2 separate regions of the Homo sapiens genome follow, and region 1 is linked to region 2. The links are chromatin loops, found by intact Hi-C in ENCODE. Cell type or tissue: Caco-2. All regions are shown on one strand. Each heading gives the region's core, and the rest is flanking DNA. Links, peaks and the distances in the headings are about the cores only.

Region 1 (9,820 bases), core at 2,908-7,907, 52 kb after region 2:
TCTTATAGATACAGGGATCCTATTAACAGCACTCCTCTTAACTCTCAAAAGTGTTCCCATTTGGATAATTACATGATCATGCTACTCATAGGCCACATTAATCATTTTGACCCTTTTTCTTGAAGGCAGTAAAGAGTTTTAAGCACATGAACAACACAATAAGATTACGGATTTAGAAAGCCAAGTTGTGGAGAATAAATCACTATACCTGAGGTCTCTCCTATGACTGCATGTTTCTTATCAGCCTCATGTGGAACCACAGCCTGAAAAGTGTTGTATTGCCAACTTATTCAAGTAGAATACAAATAGCTGTCTTCCACAAATAGACTTCTGATCAAGTTTTAAGAACCAATTTTAAGGTATGGTCAATGCCGTATTAGCCAGGGTTCTCAAGGGAAACGGAACTGGATGTATGCATATATGTGTATAGAGAGAGGTGGTTGGGGGAGGGTGGGGAGGGAGAGACTGACCGATTTTAAGGAATTGGCTCACATGATTGTGGAGCTGATTGAGGAAGTTGGCAAATCCAAAATCTGCAGGCTACCCAGGGAAGAGCTGCAGTTGAGTCTGAAGGCAGTGTGCTGGCAGAATTCCCTCTTCTTTGGAGATCAGTCTTTTTTTCTAGGGCCTTCAGTTGATCGGATGAGGCCCACCCATATTATGAAGGGTAATCTGCTTTATTCAATGTCTACAGACTGAATGTTGATCTCATCTAAAAAGCACCTCACAGAAACATCTAGAATACAGCCTGGCCAACATGGTGAAACCCCATCTCTACTAAAAATACAAAAATTAGCTGGGTACAGTGGCATGTGCCTGTGATCCCAGTTACTCAGGAGGCTGAGGCAAAACAATTGCTTGAACCCAGGAGGCAGAGGTTGCAGTGAGCCAAGACGGGACCACTGCTCTCCAGCCCAGATGACAGAGTGAGACTCCATCTCAAAAAAAAAGAAAAAGAAAGAAAGGAAAAAAAGAAACATCTAGAATAATGTTTGACCAAATATCTGAGTGCTGTAGCCTAGCTAAGTTGACTCGTAATATTAACCATCACAAGTGTCTATTGGCACAGGTGAATGAGTGAGGTTTTTGTCCTTCAGGCTTGGGGACAATACATTGACCAATCCCAAGGATAGAGTAGCTACTCCCATAGATTCTCATGGCATCTCTGTGCTGAGACACCAGCTCAATCCAGACAGTTTCTGAACAGACAAAGCAAAGTTTTAGAAGAGGGACAACTGGGCTTTGTGTTCCACAGGTTTCCCACCTGCCACAGGCCCCATAGGCCCCACATTCCAGAGTGGAGTGGGGAGATGTTCCAGGAAGAGCTGTGGCTGAGAGACCTCCCTCCTTGAATGTTTCCCACCTTGGAAGAATAAGGCAAGAACTGTTTGCTTGTCAAGGAAATTCCCTGAGGGAAACATTAACTTTGGAACTTCACAATTTCAACAAGGAAGTTATAAAGGCCAACATCTAAGAGCTGAAACTCTTCCCCCACACTCACTAAAAAAGAGAAGGAAAAACTAGGGAAAGAGAGAAAAGCCTTCTCACATAAGTAGTTCCCTGTGATACCACTATGCTTATGTAAAGAGACAGGAGTTCTGTTTTATAGTTTAAACATAGTAGGAGAGGCTGCACAAACACTGACTGCGTTTGTGATACCAAGTCATAATTTTTCCATGGCATTAGCATTTGAGTTTTTAATTCACAAAACCCCTCCCTTCTGCTCATGAAGAAAAGAATGACATGCTCTGGTTATGTGTTCATATCACCCTCGATTCCAGAATATAAGAGGTAAAAATCAGAAAATCCAGGGCGTGTGAGGAACTTTCTGAAGATATTCACTCTAATGACACATCCATTTTGTTGCTTTCTTTTTTCCTTGGTCTTTTTATAACTCAGAGAGGAACAATGCATTTAATAAAGGCAAGAGAAAGTTTTCAAGGACAAGAATCATTATGCAGACTCACTGACATTTAGCTTTACTGTAGTTAGAACAAAAGACAGTAGGCTTACACTTAGCATAAGTGATTGGAGTTACTTATAGAGAACTGTTGGACATAATAGCACTACAGACTAAAAGAGTGCCTGGGAAAGACTGTGGACTTTGCTTCCTGAAAAGATCAGAGTAATAACAGGGATGGATTTTCTACACTAGTACTATTAAGACACACCAGAGTATTAAACCTCCTATCACTGCGTCTCAGCAAGTTCTACCTCACGTATCCCAGGAGCCAGGTGCTCCAGACCTGTAACTGTCCAGAGACCCCATGCTCTTTTTTTGTGTTACTCTCTCAGTTCAAAACACCCACAGGACTTTGGAGAAACACAAGTGGCTTGGGCTACCTAATCTGAGGTATGTCCCCAACCCAACAGCCAGTACCACTGGTGCTGTTAGATTCCCTTGCTATAGCATGCACTGTAACAAAACAAAACACGAAGATTTGTCTATGTTGACATACTCCATATATCTACACATGCCAAGTTAAAAATATATACCAATGGCAAATCATTTCCAATAATGTTCTATTACATTTTTCTCCATGTATAAAATAATACTGGCTTTCTTTTTCTAATCAAAGTGATAAATTGCTCCTCTGGAGAGCTATGGTACTTCTACCAGATTAGCCAGATTCTTGGAAGTTAAAATAACCTAATGTGTGAAGATTCTTCATTATCAAGTGCCAGATTTACTTTAGGAACTAGCTAACTGGAACTAGTCCACTATAGATAGTCCCTATCTTCTTCTCCAGAGGTACAACTGAGCAGAAACAAATAAACTTGTCAGATTTATGAGAATGAAGAGTAGAAGTAGGAAAGGAAGGTAAACAGCTTCCATGACCACTTTTTTAATCCTGTAATTTTTCACAGAAAACACATTTGCCAAAGGATAAAATATTTCATCCATCCCCTTCTCTTCACCCTCAAAGCTTTTTTCTTTTCTTCTCTTCTCTTAATTAAACACCTCCAAGTATGTTTTTATCTATGACTGGCAGCTCTCCTCTCCACACCCTTCTCATGCTGTACAAATAAATCCTGTCTACTTCAGAAACGTGTAAGTTCACACAGAATATTAAATATGACATAGACCGCATCTTACTAGGATGACATAATGTTGCTCTGTCTGAAGTTAGAATGGGATGCCTTAAAAATAAATATTCTGTTAATCAAGGTCCTCATATATGTACAGTTTAACGTAATATTTCCAAATGCTTTTGAAAAAATTCACTCATTTATAAGAATTTAGAAAAAAAATCACTTGTTTATAAGAATTTAGAAAGATTCCTACCTTGTAGGTGTGAGGGGGAGGGAATTTTTTTTCCTACCCTAGAGGATCTGATTTTTGTTTTTGACCATGATGACTCAGGAATCAATGCTAAGTCTGGGTTCCTAAAGAGGTACTGTATGGACTGAATTGTGTTCCCACAGTGTCCCATATGTTGAAGCCTTAACCACCAATGTGAATATTTGGAGACAGGGCCTCTAAGAAGGTAATAAAGGTTAAATGAAATCGTAAGGATGGAGCCCTAATCTGATAGAACTGGTGTCTAAGAAGAGTAACAGCCACCAGAGAACTCTCCTCATGTGCACAAAGACAACCTTATGTACACACACACACACACACACACACACACACACACACACACACACAGAGCAACTGGCCTCAGAGAGAATGTCCTCAGAATGAAACCTAGAATTCTAGTACCTTGATATTGGACTTCCAGCCTCCAGAACCATGAGTAATAAATTCTATTGTTTAAGCCCCCCAGGAGTATTTTTTATGGCAGTTTTAGCAAACTAAAACAGAGATCAAGCTCCAGATTGGGAGGAACAGGAGATGGGCCAGGACTAGAAGCCTAGTGAGCAGTTTGAATAGCTAAGATACCCCATGGTTTAGAAAACACAAGGGAAGCACCAATGTATGTAGAAACATGGCATGTAATGATAGTGAGTTCTGAGATCTAAGCCAGAGGATCAGCTGGCACAGAGGTTTGCAGTTTAGAGCAGAACAGAATTTGAATGCCTGCTCTTCCTAGCTGTGTAACTTTCACTAGCTTTTTCTGCACCTCAGTTTTCTCATTTGTGACCTATGGACAAACATAGTACCTATTTATTGAGATGATTTAATAAAATATATAAGTAAAAAGCTCAGCACAGTACCTGACTCATAGGAAGCACTTACTTAAATTATCCAAAGCAAGAAAGAGTCAGAGCAGATAGGCCAAGGTTGTCACTTAACAGCTAATATGGCCAGAGGATAGAGGTAAAACACAGCAGAAGTGACCATTTGTAATGGGAGCCTGTGAACAACATTTCCAAAGGTAAAACAACTACCAGAAACCCACAACACTGTAAAGTATGTTGTTGGATCCAGATAAGGGACTGGCTGCTTGCTTTCTGTTCTTAGTAGCTGTGCTGATATGGATGGATATCCACGTCATAATTCTAGCAGAAAACAGATAGCTCATTCAAAGAGTAAGACTGGTTAAGGAAAGCCAAGGAAGGATGGTGAAACATCTCTGGGCTAGCAAAAGAGAGAAGACACTAGCAATCCTAGGCCTGACAGCTAAGGGAAAGGGGTGGTTGTTGGATCCCAGGGAGACCTGAACAGTGGGAAAGGATCCTGACAGGAGCTGTGGCCTTTTCTAAGGAACACAGCCACTAATAAACAGAGGCCTGGCAGCAAGGGCAGTGGGGAAAAAGTTGATCCATCTCTCTTTCCTGCCGCCCTCTGACTTTTTGCCAGCCACTTCCATTAGCCAAACCCAAAGAAAAGCCAGAGGCAAGGGAGCCCAGGTGATGTAGGCCATAGACATCAGCCTCATAGGGTCCAGAGTGGAAAAGGGTGGGGTATAAATCTGTAGGGGACACAGAATACACAGTATAACTTACAAAGGAAAATAGGAGTGTATTATCCCCAGAATAAAATGGAGGTCTGGAAGCACTGGTTTTAGAATTGAGACTAAGTCTTCTTAGGAGCCCCTCTTAGTCTAACTACAGTGTCATCAACTCATCAAGGCAGAAACAAGCTAAGGAATCTCTCTGTTCCCTCAGAGGCATGGAGGCCTCTCTCTAGCTACTTTATCCAACACACATGTTTTCTTCTGATGATACTCACCCAAGTGTGTTTCAGAATCTTTAGCATCTGATTTCTGCCTGGATGGCTGCTCTTTCCCCCTCCAGCTTTCTGGAAGTTTAAATTACTTTCTAGAATTCTATTTTCAAGTGAGTTCCAATGACCCTATTTTACCATACCTAGAGACAAGTTTGACTTGAAATGTTTTTGGATCTGGTGCATATACGAACATAAATCAGAAACAAATTAAAATCTTCTGTTTCATCTCTAACCTGTGTCCTGAATGTGCTACCTTGTTTTCTCTTAGTCATTGAAGAGTAATGAGACTTTGATCATTTTCATCTTGGGATGCATTGCGAAGATGTTGACTTTGGGATCTAGTCCCTTTGCCTCCGCCCCACCGGATATGCACTCATAAGTCTTGTTGACATTAGTGAATAGTTGTATGTGCACAGCAGAAGGATAAGAGAGACAACTGAGGGGTCAGAGCAGCAATTTTTTTGCTAGGAGCAAAAGCAATACATGTTGTCCAACAAAGGAACTAGTGGAGTAGCAATACAGGCTATTATTTTTTCTTTATTCCATAGGGAGACATTATAAGTTCTTCTAATTAATAGAATCCTTTGTGCATCACTTTCAGAAGAGCTTTTCCCTTTCAAGAAGGAATCTAACAGCACAGCAAACATATGCATTTTTGGCTGTGTTTCAAGACATATTTATTAAGTAAGTGCTAGGGTGGAGGATGGTTTTCTTGCCAACAGGATTCATAGGACACAGCACTTGAAAGCACATCAAGGAATGAACCATTTCTATGACAAGCACAATCACTGCCTGTAACTCCAACTTAGCTGGTGCTGTCAGCACTAACCACATAAACCACAAACTAACTGAAGAACTTCAGGCACCTAAGATTAAACACTGTCTCCCAGTATTACGAGGTGCTGGGGCCGATCCCCAGAGCCACTTGAGTTTACAGAAAATAGCAGCTGGTCATACAGAGACCATTTCCGACTTCTTTCCACCATTTTGGGCACAGAGATCTTCCTGGAGCTGAACCCTTCCATATCCTGTTGTTAGGAAGGGATGTCCTATTCACCAGCAGGTCTGCTTACTCCACACACCCTTTGCAAAACAACATTTCTGGAAGAAATCTAATGACCTATGAAATCCAAGCAGGGAATATTCCAGGTAATTAGGACACAGGCAGGGTTTTTTTTTTTTTTTGGTGCCTCCCCCTTCACTGCCCACGTTCCCTCCCACCTCTCCCTACTCCCAAAGTCAGAAATCTTCTTCCCTTGGAAGCAGCAGTTCCCTCCTATTCCCCCCTCCCACCTACCACTTCTTGGTAGCCTATGAAGATGAGATTGGAATAAAAGGTAGCTACAGGGTTCATGTAAGGTGACAAATCTGGCACATGCTAAACACTTAGCATTATACAGCCGCCCCTTAAGAGTGCTCCAAATCCATCAGTCATCATGGAAAAATTAGAAGCTTTGCTGGATTCCTGCCTCTCCAAACAGATCTTCTGAACTCCTTAATGGACGCTATAATTCAGCACTTGAGAATAGAGCCTCAGACCAGCAGGACTGTCTTTGGAACACACTGTCAGGCAACTTGAAACAGGCAGAGAGGAGCAAGTCAAAACAATCAGCAATTTCATTAAGAGGATAAGATTAATTCTGAATGAGGCCCAACTCTGACTCACATTGTCAATTATTATATATGATCTCTATGAGCAGGCCATTTTCCCAATTCACTAAAACATCTGTGCATTTCAATGGGCTAAGCTTTACCCTGCCCACTGCCCTCTAGCTGTTTTTGTTGTGGATTATGTAATTTGGTGAGTGATGCAATAAGAAGAATGCTTTCTACCTGTGCTTTTTACAAGATATTGTCCAATGATGAGTGCAACAGGCTTGATGGCTCAGAATGTTGGATTTCAACACTCTAATTTGTTCTATGACCTTGGGCCTATTACTTCCTCTCTCCTGGCATCTGCTATAAAAATAAGAAGGAGCAAATATTCTTGCCTCTTTTTATCACCTGATCTGAAAACCCATTGTAACTGCCATGAAAATAAGCACTGGTCCATGAGACCAATGCCCAGAAAATTCAGGCTAAGATTCCTGGAAAGTGGGCTGTGGGCATTATTTAAAACACACACACAAAATTTACCTTTTGTATTTGCTTTTGCCTTTAGCTGTGTGGGAAGCTGTAGTTAAAGGGATTTAGATTTTCATTTAGTGATGTGAAGAAGAGAAAGAGGAGTTACTGAAGTCTGAGAGGCAAAAAGTTTGCTTTGAGGGCTGGGGGTGGTGGCTCATGCCTGTAATCCCAGCACTTTGGGAGGCCAAGGTGGGAGGATTGCTTGAGCTTGGCAAGTCAAGACCAGCCTGAGCAAAATAGTGAGACTCTATCTCTCCAAAAAATAAAAAAATTAGTTGAATTCGTTGGTATGCACCTACACTCCCAGCTACTAAGGAAGCTGAGGCAGGAGGATCATCTAAGCACAGGAGTTTGAGGCTGCAGCGAGCTATGATCACACCATTGTACTCCACCCGGGGCAGCAGAGAGAGAACCTATCTCTAAAATAAATAAATAAATAAATAAATAAATAGTCAATTAAAAATTATTTTAAAATGAAAAATAAGTAAAAATAAATGTAAAAGTTTGCTTTGTTAGATAAAAATAAGCTCACACTTTACCCTAAAATATATTCCATAAAGATCAATAACTTAAATGTAAAAAAAAATGATGCCATTGAAACACTAGAAGAAAATGGGGGAATATTTTCATAACCTAAGGATATCATAAAATCCAGAGGCCACAAATGCATAGTGATGAATTTACTGCATTAAACTGTAAAACTTCTTTGGAGAAGAGAAATAAAAGATACACACAAAGCCAATGTATCAAACAAGAACTGGAGACGATGTTTGCATTTCATGTATCAGAAAATGGCTAATGTCCTTAATGTGGGGTGCTCTTTAAAAATCAATATGAAAATCATGAGTACAAAAACTTGCAAAGGATGTGAAAAGGCAACTTGGAACAAAAGATATCAAAGACCAAGCGACATATGGAAAGATGTTCAGCCATGTTTACAGTTGAACACAAACTAAAATAAGGTAGAGATTTTTTTTACCTATCACATTGAAAAACATTTCAATGCTTTTGGTGGAAGTATGGAGAAATGGGTATCCTATACCTCAATGGTGACAGCGAAAACTGATAGAAAACTGGCAAATTGGCAAGACATATTAAAGTCCTACTTATGAATTCAAAGTTGTTCTCTTTGTAGAAATTTATTCTACAGATACGCTTTCAAAAGTGTACAAAGATTATTCATTTTAACACTGTTTGTAATAATGGAAACCTGAAAATGGACATACAGTGCATAGACCATTAGAAAGATACAGTAATCTGTACATATGGACAATGTAAGATGTCTAAGATATGTTCTTGAGTGAAGAAAACAAGTTTCAAAACAGTAAGAATAGTATACTCCCATTTGAAGTTAAGAAAAGGATATACAATATTTAGAAGTGTGTGTACTTTTCCTGTTGTCTCTGAATTTGGGCTGAGGTTTCAAAATTGATAACAGTAAGTAACATGTTCCCCCATGTTCTAAATAGAGGTGCTATCTTATCCATTTAGGACTTGCTAAATGGTGAACAAAACCCTATACTGTGACCCTTAGCCCATCACCTACCATCAATCTCTGTGTAAGAGGATACTAGAGGTTGATCAGAGTGAGGAAGAAGAGGAGAACCTGGATAAGAGTTGTTGGCCCAATAGTGTTAGAGCTCCAGGGGATTGCCCGCCTCATGAGAGAAGCTGCACAGGGTGCCAAGTTAGAGGAAAAGAGAGAACTTTGGAGAGAATGGGGGGCTCACTAGAGGGAGAAAAGGCATCCCACCCCCAGCTTGACTGTTGCCAATCTTCAAAAACTCAGAAGGCTTCCTCCTCTTGTAAGAGTGTAGTGAGAGAACCCTTGGGTGAGCTTGACCTTTGTTCCCTAGAACTCAGGGGTACAGAACGAAGTGCCTGCCTGTTGCCTGGAAAAGGCTGAAGGGTGGCCAGAATGACCTGCTAGGATAAAGCAAAGAAAGAGGGCTCTGGTTGGAATAGGCTGTTCCTCCATGCTTCTGTGGGGCAATGATGCCAAGCTCTCCCATGGGCTAAGTGATCCTCCTGGAAGATTGCCAGGCTAGTGCTATCTCGAAAAGAACTTGCCCCCAGAGAGCTGGCTTCCAGGCCAAGATAACCCCAGCTGAAACATTCTGTGGAAGGAAGGGAACCATTCTGCTAAGCTGAGAGAGCATCTCTCAAAACAAATGATTCATTGAACAGAGAACAAAAGTGCTGCTTCAGCAGAGGGCATTCTCTGAAAAACCTACAAAACCATCCATAAAGGAAAAAGCCAGCATGAGGTATGCACTATCCAGAGGGCACTGATCTGATTACAAAGCACCTGTTGAGCAAGACCTTGTTCTGTTACCTCTCCTCCTGCCCCTCAGCCCGGTCCTGGAGTAGCCAGGTTCAGCAGGGGATCCAGAGGAGTGGGAAAGCAAGGCAGAGTGGACAGACAAGCCAAATTCCACCTTCCTCCTCCTCACTGCAGATTTCTGAGCCAAGGCCAGGCCTAAGCTAAGGAGAGGGTAGAAGTTTAAAGTCAGATATGAGAAGGAACTTTTGATTTTGATCAGATTGACCTTTTAAATACATTTTAAAATAAAAGAATGT
Region 2 (9,820 bases), core at 2,295-7,294:
CTTCCTATTAGATTTTTAACCTTTTTGTGTGCATGAAATATTCTATAATTTAAAAATAATAACAAACCACTGTTTTACACAACATCAATCAGAAGGCTAAATCTGGGAATTTCCTAAATTATTTTCCTCTTGTGAATTAGTCAGTGGACAGAAGGTACAACATTTGACAACAAACTGGTCAATAAATTACTTCACTAAATTTCTACTGATAGTTTATTGTTCATCAGTAGGATGTGTCACAGATACAAATGAATTTGTTAAATATTGAAGTGATAAAATAACCCTTGTCAAAATGGTAATATGGCCACCCTCCTTTGGACATATTATAAGGGACTCTAAATGAAAGCAACCCACAAATTTTCAAGGTTTCAGGCCAAATCTCTGCCACTAATGAATCCTAAGAATTTGAGAAAATTGCATTTCCTCTTTGACCCTCAGTGTCATCTTCTGTGTTATAAAGGTTTAAACTAGGGAATTCCTACGTATATTAATACCAGTAACTCAGTGACCTATAATTTGACTTGAGAATAAAAAAGTAAACTCAAGCGCAAGTAAAAAATAAAAATAAAAATCAGTCATCTAATAATTTCTTAAGAAGAAAACAACTACTAATTAAATAGACATAATGGATTGATTACATTGAAAATTTAAGCCTCATCAACAGCACAAAGCATAATCTATTGATTGCCTGGTTTTTGTAGGTCGGTAGCTGGTTAGCAACTGAATTTAGAATATTTGCAAATATACAGCTTTCAAAATCCGGTGCTCTTTTTGAAGTCAGACTCTGCTACAGGCAAACTAAACATAGCTTCAATTTAACTTCAAGATGTGTCCATAACAACTGATTACCCCCAAATCCTTCTATTTTTCTCTCCCAATGGGAAAATGCAAAAGTTTTAAATACCTCTATAATTATAGTAAACACAGACAACCATCTCTAAAATTGCAGTGTACTATTTGGTGTTCCTAACCTATGGGCTGTCTATAAAGAGCTCTATTAAAGGAGTCCATCTGGGAAGTGGAATGAAACACCAGATGCCAGGTGTTTAAGAGGGAATGCAAGGTTTTTTCCTTCTTCTTTTCGGTATTAAATGAAAATGGTTTTTCTATAGCCATTTTCTAGATTATATGGGGAAAACTTGGAAATCTGTCTGAAATTACATTATCTATAATATTAAAGAAAGTTTTCAAATTCAAACTAACAATTGGTATGAGAGTAAAATAGCTCTCATAATCCCAGTATCTTGAAGGGCTTTCACCTCCTTGCTGTTCCTTCTAAACCCCCAAAAGAAAAAAAAAATCTAGAGTAATCCAAATGTCTATAATATGCAACCCGTGATTAAAAATATGTTTGGCAGTCATTATTCTTTCTGCACTTACATATATTTCACCCATCTTTTTTTGTTTGTTTTTTGTTTAGTGGTTTTTCTGCTCCCTCCATTCCTGCCATGGGTTAGGTGACATGGTTTTTTTATGGTGTAGAAGCTATCGATTATATTCTTGTTCTTCTAGTGGTTTCCCTGAACATATGTACTTAGCTATATGTTTTTCTAACAGAGTCTAAATCACTTAATATTATCCCCCCTCTTAACAGACAAGACAATGACCCTGGAACACTTGAACATTTCCCACCTCCATAAAGTTGTTCCTATCTAGCTTTTATTTCTTATTTTTAAACACAAGATGCTATTATTTTTAATAGTCGAATTGTTCCTTTAAATTTACCAACATCTTTTAACTTCTGTGCTCACCGTGTTTTTTACATCTCTCCTGTCCCCTCTGGGTATACTTGTCTTTATGGTGTCCTTGTTCTCTGAAAAAGGGATTGTGGGTGGAATGCCTGCCAGAAAATGTCTTTAGTTTACCCTCACCCTTGAATAACCATTTACCTAGCGATCAGATTTGAAGGTTGTCAGTCATTTTCCCCTTAGGACTTTGAAGATATTTACTTCGTATCGTCTGGAATCTATGATTAGATGAGAAGTCTATTGGCCATCTCATTTTCTTGGAACGTAATCTTTCTTTGGGATCAGGTAGTCCTTGAGATTTTCTCTTTATCCTTGATATTCTGCAAGTTTTGCTCTGAGGTGGATTTATTTTATTTAAGTTACTTGAAACTTGAAATGCACTTTCTATCAAAGAACTCATGTCTCCTTCAACTCAGAAAAATTTTCAGCCAATTTCCCTCCAAATATTGCCAATCCAAGACTGCACTTTAGTCTTGTCTTCTATACAAACAAGATTCTCTAAATTTAACCTCCATATACTTTCAGGGCATATGACTTAGGACCAGCTCCATCAAAATTCTGAAGCTCAGATAATATGAGAAGATTTCTAAGACATATGTCACCAAATTTACATGACCTATAGATTGCCCAGAAAAATAACTTTCATAAAGAGATTCATAGCAAGGTGTATCACAGTGAAATGACAGAGAAATGGGGAGAAGGAGTCTCTAAAATATTCCTTTCACAGTACTACTGGAAATGTAAGAAACCAGAAAATGTTTAGTTGACAGGAAACTTCATTTTCCAAAAGATAAACTTGAGACACAGCAGGATTAAAGATGATCTCATTTTAAGATATTGTCAGATTTAAGGACTAAACCCAAAATGTCCTGAATTTCAGTACAGTATTCTTAATGCCATTTCATATCACCCTTCAAAAACATTAGAAATACCTTAGCTATCACTTCAAAAATCCATGTCTCAGATCATTTTCGGATCCATTACAGATGGTCTTGAATATCAGGGGACAATAGAGACCTATTGAGCACCACTGGAATAAAGAGGGATTAACTGACTCGCCCAGCAACATGGGTAAATTATTCCTCCAACATTGAGCCATACGCAGGCAGCCAAACAAGAATTATTTACTAACAAAACAAAATGAAGCAAAACTATTGGAAATATTGTGAATTATAAGGCCTATTCAGTTGATGAACTGAATATTTGCTCACTGTATAACCAAACCCACACTGGTTTTCTGTGGGTGGCTACAAAAATAAATTTTCTACCAATTTCTTAAGAACTGCATTTAAGAGCTAACTGGTGGAAATTGATTTAAGTAGAAGATCTTTTCTGTGGGCTAAAGGGTTTCCAACCATAAGTACCAGAGAAAACTGATGGCTGATTAAGGAGAAGGAAAAAAAAAGGTAAATCAGGAATGGAGGCAATTAACCAAACCAGATGAACTATGCCAGGAACATGGTTGTTCTTTAAAAGGAAGAGATAAATTGGGCCAAACAAGAGTCAGGTGTTACTTTAATCTGTCAACTGATCAGTAATTTTAGTATTCCAGTTTGTGCTATATGCTCAGCACTAGCCTAGAGGTATCAGGGAGAAAAAAAAATTAGCAGCTAAGCTAATAAATACAATACATTGTGTTTTCTTTACCCCTTCACAGCAAAATGAAAAGGAGAGGCTGCATAAAGGAAGGCATTCCATTTTGTCAACTCTGCATGAGGAAAAGCAGGATGTAACTGGACTTTGCCCCTAAGTGTATAAAGAAGCTATTCTAAGTCAAACAAATACAGGTCCTCAACCTGGTAGAGGAGCCCAGAAAGGAGAGAAAGGGCACATTTTAGCTGAGCCTGGAAGGAAGAATCAAATGTAGATAGAGAAACTTGAATATGTTAAAGTGGAGTGGAAAAATAGCCTTAATCTTGCAAAAGAAAGACTGTCAGTGTTTCCCCAGTGGTAAAGAAAGCTTGGGGGCTTATAGAGAAAGGAATGTATTTGAAACAATTGTTAGGGGATGGAATTAGGCAGGTAATAGACAAGAACAAATAGCAGAGCTGATGTACAGTGATCAGGAAGGAAACATAAGTTTTTTGTGTCCCATTTGGGTTTAATTATGAGCCTTTCTTTAACAGTTCTCTGTGGTTAGGGCCAGCAGACAAAAGAGGTGCCTCTGAGGGCTGGAGAATCTGATTAACAGGACCAAAAAAAGTCAGGCAGCCTGCATAGATCACCCCGAAGTTGCTGAACATTAAGTCCTTGGTGAGGAGGGAAGGGAGTCTAGCGTACATGCCCAGGGAAAACAAATTTTCAACACTGACAATTACAACTTTCAGTGAATTGGCAAGAAAAGGCTAAGAGGCCAGAATTGATGGTCCTGGGGCAAATGAAGCTAAGTAAAAGCAGGGCTAACTCCAAAGGAAGCTGGCCAACGGTGCTAATTTCATTATCACAAAGGATTTAGAAAAGTCAAGTCACCTCTGAGGTAATGAAAATACGCTTGGATCCGTTTTGGGGTAGGGAAGCACAACAGAAGAGATTAGGCAGCAGTAACACCTAGTCAAACAGGTTGCAGCCAGAAGTCCAAGGAGGTGAGTTCCTCTGGAGTTAAACAGCAACTCAGGCAACAATGCCTTGTGTACTGAGCAGGGTCCAACCCACAGGGGTAGAAGCTGAGCAGCAATCAGCTCCTCAACCAAGGGATCAGGGATCGGAACCATGCTTGAATTCCAGCATAAAAAAAGAGCACAAATCAGAAACACAGACAGAAGCCAGTCATAAAGACTGAGCACCCAGAATGGGGCCTGGGAGAAAATGCTGAACTAGGAAGAGAATTCAGGGTTCATTGAAGGCTTTTTAAGCTACAAACCATTTCTCAATTTCATCATGAATCCTACAGAATAAAAATATTCTTCTGACTCTTAATAATATATGTTCAGGCTTAGTCCTTATCAGCTCAGATTAAGCAGAGCTGGCCTCAAATTATAGGGCTCCTATTCTTGTCGCTTAGTGGTTCTCCAATAGGGGCAATTTTGTCCCCCAGGGAACATTTGGCAATGTCTAGAGACATTTTTTATTGTCATGATAGGTGTAGGGTTTGGGGTTGTGGGGAGCTACCAGCATTTAGCAAGTAGAGGCTAGAAATGCTGCTAAACATCCTACATGCACAGGATAGCAACAAAGAATGATCAGTGCAAAATGTGAATAGTGTGGAGGTTGAAAAACTCTGTCTAGGGATGGGTCTGGCAGGTACAGGCACCAACAATCAAGGAGAAAATTGCTATTACATGGTGAGTGTTCATTCATTTACTCAATCACTGCTTCAGCAAACACAGCATTTATTATGTAGTAGAGGCTGTACTGGGCACTGGGGAGACAATGATGATTAAGAGATGGTCCCTGACTTCGAGAAGCTATAAATCTAAAATGAAAACCTTGACTTTACAGCCTACGTTCAGTTTTATAAAAAATGCTCGGAGCCAAAAATTAATTATTGTTTCCATGTATTCTATTCGTCGCAGGGAAATTTAAATTATTCTAAAAGGCAAATTGGTTTCGGCTTAAAATCGTAGTGGGATGCCTTCAAAAGATATGGAATATGTCTAACATTTCCAAGGGCACTAACTTGAGTGTGCTTTGGAAAGAAAAGCCCAAGAACAAGAATGTGGGTAGCAGAAGTTGCAGATGGGGCCAACTTCATGAATAAGCCTCCTGAATAGTCTCCACAGTAGCTTTATTTCTGGGTTCTCTATTTTGTTCCATTGGTCTATGTGTCTGTCTTTGTACCACAACCATGCTGTTTTGGTTACTGTAGTCTTATGGTATAGTTTGAAGTTGGGTAATGTGATGCCTCTGCCTTTGTTCTTTTTGCTTAGGATTGCTTTGGCTATTTTGACTCTTTTTTGGTTCCACATCAATTTTATTGTATTTATTTATTTATACATATATATTTTTAGAAAGAGTCTCACTCTGTTGCCCAGGCTGGAGTGCAGTGGTGCCATCTCAGCTCATTGCAACCTCTGCCTCCCGGGTTCAAGCAATTCTCCTGCCTCAGCCTCCCAAGTAGCTGGGATTACAGGCACCCTCCACGAGACCTGGCTAATTTTTGTATTTTTAGTAGAGACAGGGTTTCCCCATGTTGGCCAGGCTTGTCTCAAACTCCTGACCTCAAGTGATCCACCCACCTCAACCTCCCAATGGGCTGGGATTATAGGTGTGAGCCACTGCGCCCAGCCTGTTTCCATATGAATTTTTGAATAGTTTTTTCAACTTCTGTGAAAAATGACATTGGGAATTTGATAGGATTAGTGTTTAATCTATAAATTTCTTTGGGTAGTACGGCCATTTTAATGGCATTCATTCCTCCAATCCATGAGCGTGGAATGTTTCTCCACTTATTTGTATCACCTCTCATTTCTTTCATCAGCATTTTGTAGTTCTCCTGGTATAGAAATTCATCTTCTTGGTTAGATGTATTCCTTGGTATTTCATTTTTTCTTGCCTGGCACAGTTTTATATGCTGGGGTTACAGCAATAATTAAGACAAATCCTTACTTAAATTCTAGTGAAAGATACAGTCAATAAACAAGAAAACAAAATGTTTCAGAAAATGTATATGCAATACAGAAAATAAAACAGGTATGGATAAAAAGAGAAATTGGTCAGAAGTTATTTTAGTTAAGGAATTCAATAATTATTGGGTAAAGTCCTGAATGATGAGGTGACAAGCAAAGCAAAGTGGGGGAAATATTCCTGATGGAGGGAACAGCAAGGGAACAGTAGGTATAAAAGCCCTGAGGTGGGGCCTGGTGCAGTGGCTCACACCTGTAATCCCCGCACTTTGGGAGGCTGAGGTGGGCAGATCCCAAGGTCAGGAGTTCGAGACCAGCCTGGCCAGTATGGTGAAACCTCGTCTCTACTAAAAATACAACAACAACAACAAAAAATTTAGCCAGGCTTGGTGGTGCAGGCCTGTAATCCCAACTACTCGGGAGACTGGGAAAGAAGAATCACTTGAACCCAGGAGGCAGAGGTTGCAGTGAGCTGAGATTGTGCCACTTCACTCCAGCCTGGGTGACAGAGCGAGACTCCATCTCAAAAAAAAAAAAAAAAAAAACCCTGAGGCAGCAGGTAGACCAGATGTACCACTTCACATTTCTGAGGCAAAGATTTCATCTGTAAAATAAAGGTATTGGACCCCCCACAAAATCTCTTAAGTCCTTTTTAATTATTTTATTTAATGACTCTTTTAAGACGATTATTCATGAGTGTTCTAGGAAGAATACTGAGCTATATTTTTAAAGAAAGCAAACAGCTATATATTTAAGTGGTAAGTATTAAAACAGCCACATCTCCAGTAGTTCAGATCAGCATTTGAGATAGCTCATTATTTATAGATCTGTTCTTCTGGTATTCTCCTCCCTCCTCATCTTTCAACTCATAAAGACAAGGTAAAGATAATTGGTAATTATTAATCAATGGCTAAACGCTCAGGAATCCGTTGTACCTAAGGCCCATTCCCATCATAGTTTCCCTCATCTTAAATTTATTAGTTGATACATCAAATACTGGATTCTACCTGCCAAGGATGCCAACATCCCAGTAGTTGAGACTTGAGGTGAAGTTCTGATTTTTTGTTAATTGACCGAGAAATACCTAAATCCAACTGCATCAAGCATCCCTTGAGTTTTCTTTGGAAGCTATTCACACATGGAACAACAGCAAAAGGGGAAACAAGGAACCACGTTACACATCTTTCTGGCAAGATTCCCTTGGAGTGTGTGGCTTGGGCCCAAAATCTACAAGGAGATTTACCTTCCCCTCAATCCTAAATCCAGACCAGCACAAGCTCCTGAAAGAAAGATAATGGGTATCCTGCTAGCCTCATCTTTAGCCATTCCTCCTGTTACATTTGGGATCCAGATACATTAACATGAATCTCATTCCTCAAATCCACTCCACTCTTATTTCCAAGCATTAAGATATGACAATCTTTCTACCCCTCTCTTTATCTGGCTAAATTCAGCTCATCCAATGAGTTTCCAAGTCCTCTCCTGTGCCACCTTGTACTTCTACAATCACACTTTATCACACTGTGTTGTAAGGATGTGCTTACCTGTCTGCAACCCCCCAAGCTGTTAAGAAATAGATGACAGGTACATCTCATTCTTCTTTGTTAACCCAGAATTGTATCTATAGTCTCTGCTACAAAATAGGTGCTTAATTGTTTTTCGAGTGAGTGAATGTGATTTCCATTTGTCCCTTCATTAATTTGTGTAATCCCTACTCAACCATCTTTAGATCTATGTCCTTTCAACAAAACTTTCTAATGTTTTTGAACAAGGAAAGTTTTAAGAATTGAGAACTTGCTCCTCTGATATCTTAATACCCCAAAATGAGTTTCTTTTCAAGAGTCCCTAGGAAGGGAACCACAGTATTTTCAAAAATACAGGAGAATTAACCAAAAAATGTTCAAGAGTTAATTATTCCTGTGACAGCTGAAATAAATATACTGCCTTAGTCATCACTATTCTCTTAAACCAGCTTAAAAGAAACATGTTTGGCTTTTTGTTTTAAATAGAAACAGATTGTTCAGGGTTTGGGGGAGCCAGACACAAATCAGAAAGCCTGTCCTCTTTCATCTTATAAATCCTTGCTCTCTGCCCAGCCCTGAGATATTTACTGACCTACAGATTAAACCACCTTCTTTCTCTTCTCCAGGTGCCCTTATTTGAAAGCAGTGCTGAGCAGGAGGAGGTGGGCGAGTCCTGCTCACCTGGAACACAGGAAACTCTGAACTCAGGTAGCCTGAATCTAAACTGGGAGAGGGCATTGGGGTTGAAAATTAACTCTTGAGCTGCTTGGCCAAGCTCAGCACGTTATGGAATGATACTACTCACCAGATCAAAGGAGGAGCAAGCAGCTGATATCTGCTCCAAAATTCCTTCTGGCATTTTTCTCTCTGGCTGTGGGCCAACCTGCTATTTTTCTTTTTTTTTTTTTTTTTTTTTTCAATTTTTGGAGGTTTGGGGTTTTCTGAGTTCCTTTAATGTGCCAGGTACTGTGCTAAATGCTTTACACGCATTATTTAATTCAATCATCCATACAACCACATGAGGTATCTATTTTTATCCTCATTTTACAAAGAAATTGAAACCCACAGAAAGCAAGTAACTTAGCCACTGACTTAATAAAATGAAAGAGGCTAGATTCAAACCCAGGTCTAATGGATTCAAAACTTAATATTTTTTTCCTCCACATGTAGAAATTTGTACCTTGAAATAATCACAGGAATGTGTGCAGCCTTTTGGAGTTGGCCTAAGATTAAAATGGGTGCTATGCAGCTTATAACAACACATCAATGTCATTCTGCAGGAAATCAAGAGTTGCTCCTAGCCAGAATAATATCTCCAACTGTATTGATGGACTAAGACTTTTCTGACAGTATTTTGACAAAGATTAGTTGTTTGCCCAAGTAGTTTAACTTCCTTTAACAATTAAGAATAATCCTAGCATCCAGGAATTAAATATGTCCATCTTAAACAGCAGCCTTTCCTTTCTATATGGTATTTCCCTGAATGTGCTGTGAACATTTATGTTTCAGTTACCTTTGCAAATGCTGTTCCCCAGCCTAGAACAGCCTTCCTGTGATTTCCCAATGATGGAATTTAAAACTCTTTTCAAATTATTCATCATTTAAGTCCCAATTTTATAAAGTCTTCTACAACATCCCTAGACACTTAAGAGTTTTCTTTAGCACTGTGTATCTGTATTTTATAACATCTATCCAGGGATATTGTAATGATTTGTCTATCTTCCCCACTACAGTGTGAGCTCCTAGAGGGCAGAGAGGGTAGAGAAAATATGATTCATCTTTGTGCTGCTTAGCCCAAGACCTGGCACTCATGGCCACTCATTAAGTGTCTGTTGAATTGATCTACACACAACTTTGAAGCCAGCAATTCACCAGTCAGAGAGTACAATTGTGAAAACAGCTAGCTATAATGCAATTTGGAAAGACGTGCCATTAAAATAGGTTCAAGATGCTGTGGAAGCATGTACAAACAATCCAACAATTCTAT

What was found. Peaks named below come from ENCODE experiments on the same cell type or tissue, not always from the same donor. Only the 100,000 strongest peaks of a DNase experiment are listed, where the experiment ranks them.
Region 1: a loop joins it to region 2, with 4 times the contacts of the local background. A loop is called at or near these places in 1 of 110 quality-filtered maps.

What each region holds. Positions count from the first base shown.
Region 1 is chr15:38,211,500-38,221,319 of GRCh38, forward strand. No RefSeq gene overlaps it. Among named protein-coding and RNA genes, the nearest start is that of SPRED1, 36 kb to the right of the region's middle. In Caco-2, for the core only: no CTCF peak of the experiment used is centred there; a DNase peak (open chromatin) is centred at 5,482.
Region 2 is chr15:38,160,356-38,170,175 of GRCh38, forward strand. No RefSeq gene overlaps it. Among named protein-coding and RNA genes, the nearest start is that of SPRED1, 88 kb to the right of the region's middle. In Caco-2, for the core only: no CTCF peak of the experiment used is centred there; a DNase peak (open chromatin) is centred at 4,366.